2 separate regions of the Mus musculus genome follow, and region 2 is linked to region 1. A link is a loop called in an ENCODE intact Hi-C map of the cell type or tissue named here. Cell type or tissue: left cerebral cortex. All regions are shown on one strand. Each heading gives the region's core, and the rest is flanking DNA. Links, peaks and the distances in the headings are about the cores only. Region 1 holds the start of Hdac10 (histone deacetylase 10). Region 2 holds the start of Plxnb2 (plexin B2).

Region 1 (5,370 bases), core at 55-5,054:
AAGTTCTCAGCTTCAAGCCTCCTAGGCAGCTAGGAGCCAGAGTTCCAAAGGAGACGGCTCTGTGACGACCTCTGGGTGGTTTGGGGGGTATCCAAAGGAGGTTGGCTCGGAGCTTCACGGCACCTTGGCTTCCCTTCTCTGGAAAAGGAATCCTGGTTAACACCCCGACAGTGCCTGGAGCTTGTATCCCAAGTCTTCCACCTGGACATGCTGTGTAGACCCTTGAATCATGAACCCTCCATCTCCAAACCTGTTCTTCGGCTTTCGAGTGCCCCAGATGACCCTGGAAGAACATCTAAGCTTTCTGTCCAAGACCCCTACCCAACATGGGACTAGCCTTTGAATTCTGGAGTTGTACATGAAATCAGTATTCGTGAAAAAGCTTCAGAGTGAGCAGAGCTTAGGAGACAAGTGCCAGACCTGAGCTCTGCTCGCTCTGGACAATGCCAAGGCCAACTCCTGAGACGGAATGAGACAGAGGTTTTGGGGACACTGACTCAGGGACATCATCTCTTCTGGAAGTGGGTGGATTCTCTTACACCCTTAGCCTGGAATTCGAACCAGCCATTTGGTGTTGCCTAAGTGGCTGGGGGCAAATAAACCCTTTTGTAGATCTCCCATTCTGGTTGTGTGGCCCCATGCCTTGAGCACCCATCAGTTCTCCAAGCTGCTCTGTGCACAAAAAGGAGCTAACCTGAGCTCTATGTCCTCCAGCTAATAGAGGTGCCAGTCCCCTGACTCTTCCCAGGCCACAGTGCTGGTGCCACTTAGTCCTTGCCAATGCTTCAAGCCACATTAGGGCTTGGCCCCTCCCTTCTTGAATGACTGTACTCTTAAGGCTCAGAGTCTGAGCAGGAGGTCTGGAGACTGATGCAAGGGAGGATGGTGGGGAAGATGATGTTAAGACCCAGATAGAGGGATGCCTCCTTCTTTCTGAGTTTGCAGCATTTGTCTTCCAATGGTCCAGACTTCTAGTGAGGAAGGTCTTAGCTCTCTACCAGCATTTCCCTGGCAGCCTCCCTGAACCCATACTGTCATCTGCAAGCCATTAGACACGAGACCACACTTGGGCTGGTTAGATGGTCCATGTTCTTCCTCATGTCCCAAGGACAGGTGCGACAGGGCAGGACATAAGGGTGAGGTCTTTCATTCCCTTCATTTGACAAGTTCTGGGCAAATACACTTTGCCCAGTCTAATCTTGTCAGAGGAGATGCCATGACCATGGCTCCACTGCCTGAATCCCCTTGTGATAACCATGGTCCAAGGCTTCAAATACTTCACCCAGTTACAGAGGTGTGGCTCAGTTCATGCCCTACCCCACAATATACATAAACCAGGGTAGTTAATTGGCTTTTAGAAGATGGAGAAGCTTTGGGCTCCTCCAAAATCCTTGCCTGAACTCCCAACTCCTGAGTATGGCAGAGGGCACCTACTTCTAACCACTCCAGGGCTCTTTGGTTTCCCCTGTACATGATAGTTGTATGTGTTCCTATCACAGACGTCAGCGGCAGCCTTGCCCCCTTCCCCTCATCATCCTGGGGGTGTGTCTTGTCCCTTCCCCCCATCTTGAGGCATCTGTAATGCCAACACTCATTTCGGAACTGGAGACAAGGCTGGACTATGGAAATGTGTGTGTGTATATATATATATATGTATATACATATATATGTATATATACATGTATGTATATATGTGTATGTATATATGTGTGTATATATCTGTGTGTGTTTATTTGTGTGTGTGTATATATATATACATATATACATACAAACATACATATATATATATATATATATATATATATATATATATATATATATATGTATAGTCTTAGCTGGTATTTGAGCTCATGTCTCCTTTGTTCCTCCTTTCCTAAGGCCCCCTTCCCTGCTTCCTCACCCTTCCTTGCTCAGAACCCTCTACCCTTCCTAGCCTCACACTGTGCTGCAGTTTTCCTGGCTGGCCTGGCGTCTTATATAACTCTTCTATTCCAGTGGCCTCTTTCTTACCTGTGGCCTTTCTGTCAGTCCCTTCTGGAAGTTCAGTGCTTTGATCCAGCCCAGGCCAGCCCCCGCAGGCACTCACATACACACCCTGCTCACTTCTCTCCTCTCCATCTTTCACCTGCGGGAGCAGGCAAATTGGTTGTGATTGACAGTTGGCATTTCTGACTCTGTGGCCTAAACTACCAGGTTAGGCTAGGAGGATGCTGGGGGCAAGAAGGAAGCATAGCTGCGGCTGTAGCTATGGATGGCCTGAGGACAGGCAGCCCTGTCTTCCTATCCATTTCAAGAAGGACACTGGAGGCGGTACTGGTCGTAGGCTCCGCGCCACACGTAGTTGTCGGTGGCACTGAAGTTGCAGCCTAAGAGAAAGAGACAATGAGAGAAAGAGAGGCAGAGAGAGAAAGACACACAGAGCGCGCGCAATCCCAGGGGAGCTCAGCCTTTTGGTCTACTCCACCCTAATCTCGCCTAGGGGCGGGCCGGAGTCTGTAAAAGAGGAAGCCGGAAGTTAGGCGTTTGGCGTCACGCTTAGTTCAGTTTCCAGCGGTTCTCTTCTGACAATCGGGCGGGCTTGAGCCCGGACCTGGGCCTGGGGTGGTTTCCTCTTGCCCAGGTCCAGCGTGCACAACCCAGTTCGTCCCGAGTGAGGATTGTTTACGTGCATAGTTAGGTGAGACCGGGCAGTGCAATTACCTGCCGGCAGAGGGCGTGTTGCGTTAGAGCGGATCAAAGTGACCACGGTGTAGCTATGGGCACAGCACTTGTGTACCACGAGGACATGACAGCCACTCGACTGCTCTGGGATGAGTAAGTGTGTCTTGACAGAAGTAGGGGGCCGGGAGGGAACCCTGAACACTGAGATCCTTGTCTGCTCCAGCCCCGAGTGCGAAATTGAGTGCCCAGAGCGCCTGACAGCTGCCCTGGATGGCCTGCGGCAGCGTGGCCTGGAAGAAAGGTGCCTGTGTTTGTCAGCTTGTGAGGCATCAGAGGAAGAGTTGGGCTTGGTGCACAGGTCAGACTATGACAGATCTGGGGACCCGAACCTTTTATAGCTCCGCTAGCATTCCCTTGGGTTCACCGTGGTGTGGGCTAAAAGGGATTACTGGGTGGGCACTCCCACCAGGAATCTCTGCTCCTTTCCTTCCTGTCCTGCTGGTGGCCCGCCTGCTGATCTGCAGCCCGGAATATATAGCCCTGGTGCAGAAGACCCAGACCCTGGATAAAGAGGAGCTCCACGCACTGTCTAAGCAGTACAATGCTGTCTACTTTCACCCGGTGCGAGCCAGCATACACGCCCATTCACCCAGATTTATGTCCATATGCCTGCCTAGGTGCATTCACACCCAAGTCTGCTCACCTGCCAGTGTCTCCTTGTTTATGCTTTATGACCGTACCCTACCATGTTTTGCTTGCCAATGCCCCAGCCCTGTCTGCTCAGCAGTGGGAAACCTGCAACCTGGGACAAGCAGGTCAGGTCCCAGGCTCAATTGCACTCTGGCTCACAGGACACCTTTCACTGTGCCCGGCTGGCAGCGGGGGCTGCACTGCAGCTGGTCGATGCTGTGCTAACAGGAGCTGTGCACAATGGGCTTGCCCTGGTGAGGTGAGAACCACCTTCCTCCCCTAGCTGTCTGTGTGTGACCCTGTGAGGGGACAGAATGACTCTGACATGCCCGGTGTTTCCTTTTTTTTTTTTTACACCCTAGGCCTCCAGGGCACCACAGTCAGAGGGCAGCTGCCAATGGATTCTGTGTGTTCAACAATGTGGCTCTAGCAGCCAAACATGCCAAGCAGAAATATGGGCTGCAGAGGTGTGTCCAAGCTTGACCTGCAAGTGTGGGGGACCCAAACTAAATAGGAAGAGGTGGAGTTGGTGGTTAAGAGGTCCCACCCAGCTCCCTCCACTCCTGGCTGAGCTCCTAGCCTAAAGGTGGAAAGGCAGCCACTTCCAGTAATCCCCAGTACTGTCCGAATTTAGGATTCTCATTGTCGACTGGGATGTCCACCATGGCCAGGGCATCCAGTATATCTTCAACGATGACCCCAGGTGAGCTGGGGTGTGGACACAGCCCTTCTCTGCCGCTCACCATTTTGGGGATAAAATTCCAGTGGTGAGACTAGGGGTCTTAAGAGTTAGGGTTCTTTGAGAAGCTGTGGAGTTGCTAAGGGACCTCACTTCTGACCTGGCCAATTGTCGACAGTGTCCTTTATTTCTCTTGGCACCGCTATGAGCATGGAAGCTTCTGGCCGTTTCTCCCAGAGTCTGATGCAGATGCAGTTGGCCAAGGGCAGGGCCAAGGTTTCACTGTCAATTTGCCCTGGAACCAGGTACCAAGTCCCCCTCCCCCCTCCGTCCAGCCTACGTCTCCTGTGAATGTCTCCTGGGGCATTCTGCAAGAGTCTCCCTGGACTTTGGATCCCAGGGGTGAAGACCGTGATGTCCTCATTTGCAGGGCTGGTCCCCTGATGCCTGCTTTGCTTTTGCTGCAGGTTGGGATGGGAAATGCCGACTATTTGGCTGCCTTTCTGCATGTGCTGCTCCCACTGGCCTTCGAGGTGACTGTGTGGTGGGTGTCCTCCTAGGCTTACCCAGAGTCCCACTGTGAAGACTGGAGAGTTGAAAGCCACTCCAGTGTATGAATGGGAGTAGGGAAGGTGTCTCAGAAAGTCTAACCTTATGTGAGTGGGTAGCACTGGGACCTCCCCTTCACCTGGGCTATTGCTCTCTTTGGTTCCTTCCCACCGGATCCTGCCTATAGTTTGATCCTGAGTTGGTGCTGGTGTCGGCTGGATTTGACTCTGCTATCGGGGACCCTGAGGTGAGAACATGGCCTGGCTTGGGAGTAATGTAAGGTTCTGGGGGCCCAGGTCCTTATCATACTTACTGTGTTTCAGGGGCAGATGCAGGCCACCCCTGAGTGCTTTGCCCATCTCACACAGCTGCTGCAGGTGCTGGCTGGTGGCCGGATTTGTGCTGTGTTGGAGGTAAGTGCCCAAGGGCCAGGGGAGGGGAGGGCACCAGATGTGAGAGTCAGTCGAGATTAGGTGTTCTGCCTGGTACGGCCACTCACACTAGTGACATCCCTCCTCTGTCCCATTTCAACGCTCTTCCTAGGGTGGCTACCACTTGGAGTCCCTAGCACAGTCAGTGTGCATGATGGTGCAGACACTGCTTGGTGACCCCACACCTCCCCTTCTTGGGCTCATGGTGCCATGTCAGAGGTTTGAAGACTGGAGAGCCAGTGGGAGGGGGGGATTGAGGCTGGAGGGGGGGAGTCAGGCTTACAACTCTACTTCTTGCCATAGTGCCCTGGAGTCCATCCAGAGTGTCCAGACAGCCCAGACCCCTTACTGGACAAGCCT
Region 2 (5,370 bases), core at 94-5,093, 53 kb before region 1:
GAAACCTGTAGGTGGGTCTCCTGACCACTTAAGACTGCTCCTCTGAGGGACTGGGCCATGTGGGTTCACTGGGCAGTGTCAGTGTCAGGCAGTATCAGGGAAAAGGGGCATTCTGAGAGGATGGGCCGTACATCCTGTGATGCTTTAAAGGGCCACTAGCAAAGTAAGTTGGTTTAGAGCTGCATGGTGAGCGTTTGTTTTCTTAGAGAGCTGCTGAGTAGCATGGCCATGACCTGTTCTGGGTTCTTTGGACTCTTTAATCAAACCTCAAGTATGTACTGCCTCGCCCTTCCCCACTGATCCTGGCTAAGCCAGACACAGCGAAGGTATCCCAGTGGTAACAGGTGTCAGCACTGTGCCTAGATCTTTGCATGTGCTCAGTTGTTTACCCCTGACCTTAGCCCATGACAGCTTGTCACACTGCCCACTCTACAGGTGAGCAGACAGATGAGATAGATGGGTGAATTTACACAGTGATCTAGGTCAGTCTAATGCAGTATCCAAGGAGGTGACCTGTTAGAAAATTGAGCAAAGGCAGGTTGAGATGGAGACCTTGTCCTTAGGAAGAATGGCATTAGCATCTCCTGGAACAGTGGTGCCAGCCTCACCACTAAGAGCCTGGTCTCTAAGGGATCTTCAGAACCATGGCACCATCCTCTGTGACAGCTGGAGCTCCCCGGCTGTGGGGACTAGCCATTTGGAGTCTGCAGAACTGTGCCTTCCATGTGCCAGCCTCCTATCCGAGTGACAGGTCTAAGCCTCCTCCGTCTTAATGGCTCCACCGTAAAATGCACATCTCAAATATCACTGCAGTGTGTTTCTCGTGCTAGTTTTCACTTGACTTTCACACAGTAGGCTTCAGGGTGCCCCACCCCACACCACCCCAAGGACCTCAGCCACCATCAGCCTAGGACTCTTCATGGGAATCAGCAGACAGATTTAGAGGAGGGGCTGGTGGGGAGGTAGAAGGCTATAGACACAACAGTGCTGCTTAGGGCACAAACCCAAGGCTGACACACAGGAATGAGCAAAGTTCCAGTTTCTTCGAGGGGCTTGTCCTGGTTACTGGTAGAGTATACCGCCTGCCTGCTGGCTTCCTACCAGCTACATCCTCTCCGACTCTCTCTCTCCCAGGATGGGATCAGCTGAGTTAGTGGAGCTTCTGTCCAAAGTAGGCTCAAGCCCATCTCTTTCCATCCATGCCAAGGGCAGAGCCTGGAGGGATGTCGAGACAGATGGCTCCAAAGAGGTGCTCCCCTCCCCCCAGCCCAGAGGTCCCTTACAGTTTAGATGCCTGGAGAGTGAGAAGCTAATCCTGGAGATTGTGATTCCCAGAGCTCCCTTGTGTGGCCAGTTGGGAGAGCGCAGTGAGCCAGCATTCAGGGGATCTAAGAGGGTTGGGTGGAGGTCATGAGGCAGCCAGCCCCAGGGACAGACCGGAAGGACAGGAGGACTCTTTTACCCTCCAGCTTCCTGCCTTTTCTATTTTGAGCCCTACTCAGTTCAGAATACTGGCCTTCCCACAACTTTGTTATTAAAATATCTTTTTTTGTTATACAATACTTGTCTTTTAATATTTTTGATACAAAGTTTGCAGCTGTGTTACTGGATATTTTAGAGTTGTGTGTGTGTGTTGGGGGCCGTAGTGTTGAAATCACTGAATATTTTGGAGTCTCTTGTATGTGGGGGGAGGGGGCGGGGTTGCTGGTGGAGGGGAGAAGGTGATTCAACCAAGCCTGGCTGCTTGAGATGGGGCAAGTTCAACTTCCTTAAAGAAACAGTGAAGTCCTCAGATTTGTGAAGTTTTCAGGTTGGGGAAGACATAAGAATTGGGGCAGATCTCCAAAGCTGGGGAGATGTTGTTCCAAGCTGGCTCAGTCAGTCACGGGCACCCCAAAAGGCTCTCCACAGAGATGCCAGAGGAAATAGGAGGAAGTAGGCAGACGGTATTCAAGGAGGGCAAATCTGGAGGCTGGCGAGATGGCTCAGGGGGTAAGAGACTGCTCTTCCACAGGTCCCGAGTTCAAATTCCAGCAACCACATGGTGGCTCACAACCACCCGTAGTGAGATCTGACGCCCTCTTGTGGTGTGTCAGAAGACCGATACAGTGTACTTATGTATAATAATAAATCTTTGGGCCTGAGCGAGCAGAGATCCTAAGAATTCAATTCATAACAACCACATGAAGGCTCACAGCTAGAGTGTACTCACATACATAAAATGAATAAATAAATACATCTTTAGTTTTTTTTGTTTTAAAAAGGAGAGCAAATCTGGGGTGGAAGAGACAGCTATTCCAGGGTAGACATGAATGAGCTGGGGTTTGGGGACTAGTTCCAAACCTTGTCCTGAGATCGCCACCACAACTTCAAGGCCTGAAGTAGGAACCCTACGGTACTGTCCTACCCTATAGACATTTTGGGGGTCGGTAAGGCCAAGGGGCCGGGAAGGAGAGTAGAACATTCCATAAGGAGAACAGAGCGGCTAGGATTTGGAAGAAAGAATCAAGGTTCAGCAGCCCTCACCCTCGGGAACGGGATGAGCGCGTGGTCCCGCCTGTTGCCAATGGTGGTGCGGTTCCTTGCGCCCCGCCCATCTCCAAGAAGACACTTGAGGCCTCGATCTGGCCCAGGCGAAGCCACCCACTGGTGCCGGGCCGCGTGCGCCATTCAGTTCGGCCTGGGGCACTCCCGGGGTTGTGCCCAGCCTGAGCGAACTCCTCTGATGACGGGGCAGTGGGAGGTGCGGGGGAACTGGTGCCAGGAGACGAGACTGCAGCAGGCAGGGAGCGCGGATTGCTACTGGGCGCGAATCTCCAAGCAAAGCGGTGTGCATAAGTGGCTCTGAGCCGAGGGAAACGCGGGGTACGCTAGGGACGCCAGCCGCCCCTCCTTCCCACCCTCTACCCCTTAGTCTCGTCCCTCCCTCTCGCCCGCCCCTGTCCTCCCCGCCCTCCTTCTCCCCTGGCGGGGGCGGGGCCGGCGGCTCCCGCGCGCTCCGGCCCCTCCTCGGCCACACAAAGGCCCGTCTCCATGGCAGCCGCGCGGGCCGGAGCGCAACGCAGAGCGCGGCCCCGGCGCCATCGAACGACGGCTGCGGAGGAGCAGGTACGGCACTCGGGGACGGGAACTGTGGGGGCGTCGCGCAGGCCCAGGCTTCGCCGTCTCCGCCACTCGGCCTCGGCCTGCGCCCCCGGACGCGGGGGTCTTAGGGCAGTGCCGCTGCGCGGAGGGCGACGCGGGCCTGCGTCTTTGCCCCGCGTCTGTCTGTCTTTCCAATCGGCTGGGCCTGGCTGTTCCTGCCTCCCCGATTGGCGACGAGGCCCTCAGCGCTGGGATGCTGGGAGACTGTCCTGGCAGGCAGGGTTCCCACGACCCGGTGGAGCTGCACCCGACCCGGTGTAGTTTCAAACCCTCCTTCACGGCCGGCGTCCCTACCGAATCGATGGACCAGAGCAAGTCATCTCTGTCGTGCTGGACCTCCAGGCCCCAGTTCTCAAGCTAAGCTTGCTCAGACGCTGGGCTCTGCTGGGGCTTTTTACAGGGGTGCTCAACCAAAGCAGTGCCCACACCTTCTGGGACAGGGAACAAGAGCCAGAGAGAACTAACACTCAGTAGTAGTACCTGGTGAGGCCCCACGCCTCCCGGCAAGATCTCCGCAAGTTTCTAGTGTAGTTCGTTGTTGTGGTGTTTGGAGAGACACTTAGGATTCAGAGGGCTTAGAACTTGTGGGTGCTTTTACACAGTCCAGTCCTTCACTTCCATATACCTTCTTAAGGGAGATTCATTGCTTCCTCTGTTTCCTGCTGTGTGGCAGGTTTGTGTGTGGGTGGGTCCTTTCTATCTGGGGTCTTCTGAGCCTAAGAATCCTAGAGTTTCTGGCCACGTCACTTAATTCCTTTTTCTAGTTCCTTGGAGAAGGCAGGAAGGGAGATCGGATTATGGCCACCATGGTGGTGGTGGTCAGAACTGTAGCTGAAGCCAGGTCCCAAAGCCAGTGTCACGTTCTGATGAACGGAGGCCCTCGGGGGCCCTCATTTGCCTTGGGGAGTGCCCCCCTCTAACGTCTCTCTTCAATTTGTATTGATGATTTTAAAGCTGAATTTCTCAGACTGCTCACAAACACCTAGAGGGTGGGAGCTGTCAGCCTGATCCCACACCCGGATGCTGTCTTGGAACATAGGGAATGTCATCAGAAAGTTGGACTGTCGCTAGCATGAGTCCTTGCTCTTTGGTCAGGAGGTGAAGTTCCTAGGAAGGTAGAGCCAACGCGTGAGTTGTTTTGTGGAATGTGCCAAACCTTATTGTGTTGTATGGAAATTGCTCGAGAAGACTAATCACCAGGTAGACTACAGAGCCTCGGCCACCTAGTCGCTCACACCCTCCCATGGAAGTGGGGAGGCCTGAGGACTGGCCAGAGGTTTCTAGCCCCAGGATCTGAGGGAAGTTACTTAGAAAAACAAGAGTTTGGAATGTGAGTTCCCCCCTCCCCCACGGGCTGCCTGCCAAGGAGGAATTATTTTGGATTATCCAGCCGAGTCCAGCGAGTCCAGCTACCCAAAGAGCAGGCTGAAGCAGAAGGGGAGGCTGAAGCAGCCATGGGAGAGGGACCCACTTCCGGGCTGAGTTGAGAACCCCAGGAGGGCGGGGTTGAGAACTCCAGGAGGGCGGGGCTGGCAAGTCCAGGCAGCTCCACCACCTCGCTCCCATGGCTGCTCAGACCAGTCAGGGGCGGTGTAGGAGGGCATGTGTCACCTTGGGTTGGAGAAGGACCTCAAGGTCGGCTCCTTTGTTGGCCCTGCCCAACCTGGAATATGCCCAGGCTCCTCTGACAAAGCTCGTGGGGGAGGAAGTATTTTAGATCTCTCTGGACGACTCGGTTCACTTCCCAAAGTCATTCCTACTATGTTTAAGGATACCTTGGATGGGTCACACTCCTGGCAGAGACCCCTTAGGAAGCACATCCCTGAGGGCTTACTGGGGCTGAACCGCAGGCTACCTTCTTGCCTTCTCACTGACCAGAGTCTCGCTGAGGGGCTGCCCCCCTCCCTCCTCATTGGGATGCGATACTGGTCAGGACATCCTACAGGTGGACAAATAAGGTGTTCTACCAGAAGCCGTTGGGGTGTTCCTGGGTTGGCTCCAGGGGCTTATGGCTTATCCAGGAGCTTGCGTGGAGAGCACACTGGGAGGGAGAGCCCACAGCTGATGCCCAAGAGCAAGAAGCCTAGGGACTTGGCCCTGGCCCCTGCTAGTGGAGCAGAAGAGATTGGATTGGAAGGGATTGAGCTGGGCTGGGCTGGCAGCCCACAGTGGCGTCCATATGTCACATGTCCCCCCTACCAGATCTGTAGCTATTCTAGAACATCC

Evidence for each region. Peaks named below come from ENCODE experiments on the same cell type or tissue, not always from the same donor. Only the 100,000 strongest peaks of a DNase experiment are listed, where the experiment ranks them.
Region 2: it touches region 1 in a loop (1.9-fold over the local background); 9 of 42 quality-filtered maps call a loop at or near these places.

The regions. Positions count from the first base shown.
Region 1 is chr15:89,125,834-89,131,203 of GRCm38, reverse strand. It overlaps Hdac10 (histone deacetylase 10), which reads left to right and starts at 2,504. Exons shown (of 20, transcript NM_199198.2): 1 at 2,504-2,814; 2 at 2,885-3,019; 3 at 3,186-3,282; 4 at 3,513-3,610; 5 at 3,714-3,818; 6 at 3,986-4,054; 7 at 4,209-4,335; 8 at 4,498-4,563; 9 at 4,767-4,826; 10 at 4,903-4,992; 11 at 5,123-5,229; 12 at 5,314-5,370. The coding sequence starts at 2,756. Mapk12 (mitogen-activated protein kinase 12) reads left to right here. Exons shown (of 12, transcript NM_013871.3): 12 at 1-620. The coding sequence ends at 65. It overlaps Gm46530 (a long non-coding RNA gene), which reads right to left and starts at 2,665. Exons shown (of 2, transcript XR_001781738.2): 1 at 2,011-2,665; 2 at 1-138. In left cerebral cortex, for the core only: CTCF peaks have their summits at 2,487 and 2,687; DNase peaks (open chromatin) are centred at 2,526 and 2,679; H3K4me3 peaks cover 1,725 bases; H3K27ac peaks cover 1,403 bases.
Region 2 is chr15:89,178,403-89,183,772 of GRCm38, reverse strand. It overlaps Plxnb2 (plexin B2), which reads left to right and starts at 2,985. Exons shown (of 38, transcript NM_138749.3): 1 at 2,985-3,108. It overlaps Dennd6b (DENN/MADD domain containing 6B), which reads left to right. Exons shown (of 20, transcript NM_027081.3): 20 at 1-1,560. In left cerebral cortex, for the core only: CTCF peaks have their summits at 1,352 and 2,107 (motif pointing left); DNase peaks (open chromatin) are centred at 1,990, 2,857, 3,561, 4,576 and 3 more places; H3K4me3 peaks cover 2,702 bases; H3K27ac peaks cover 3,813 bases.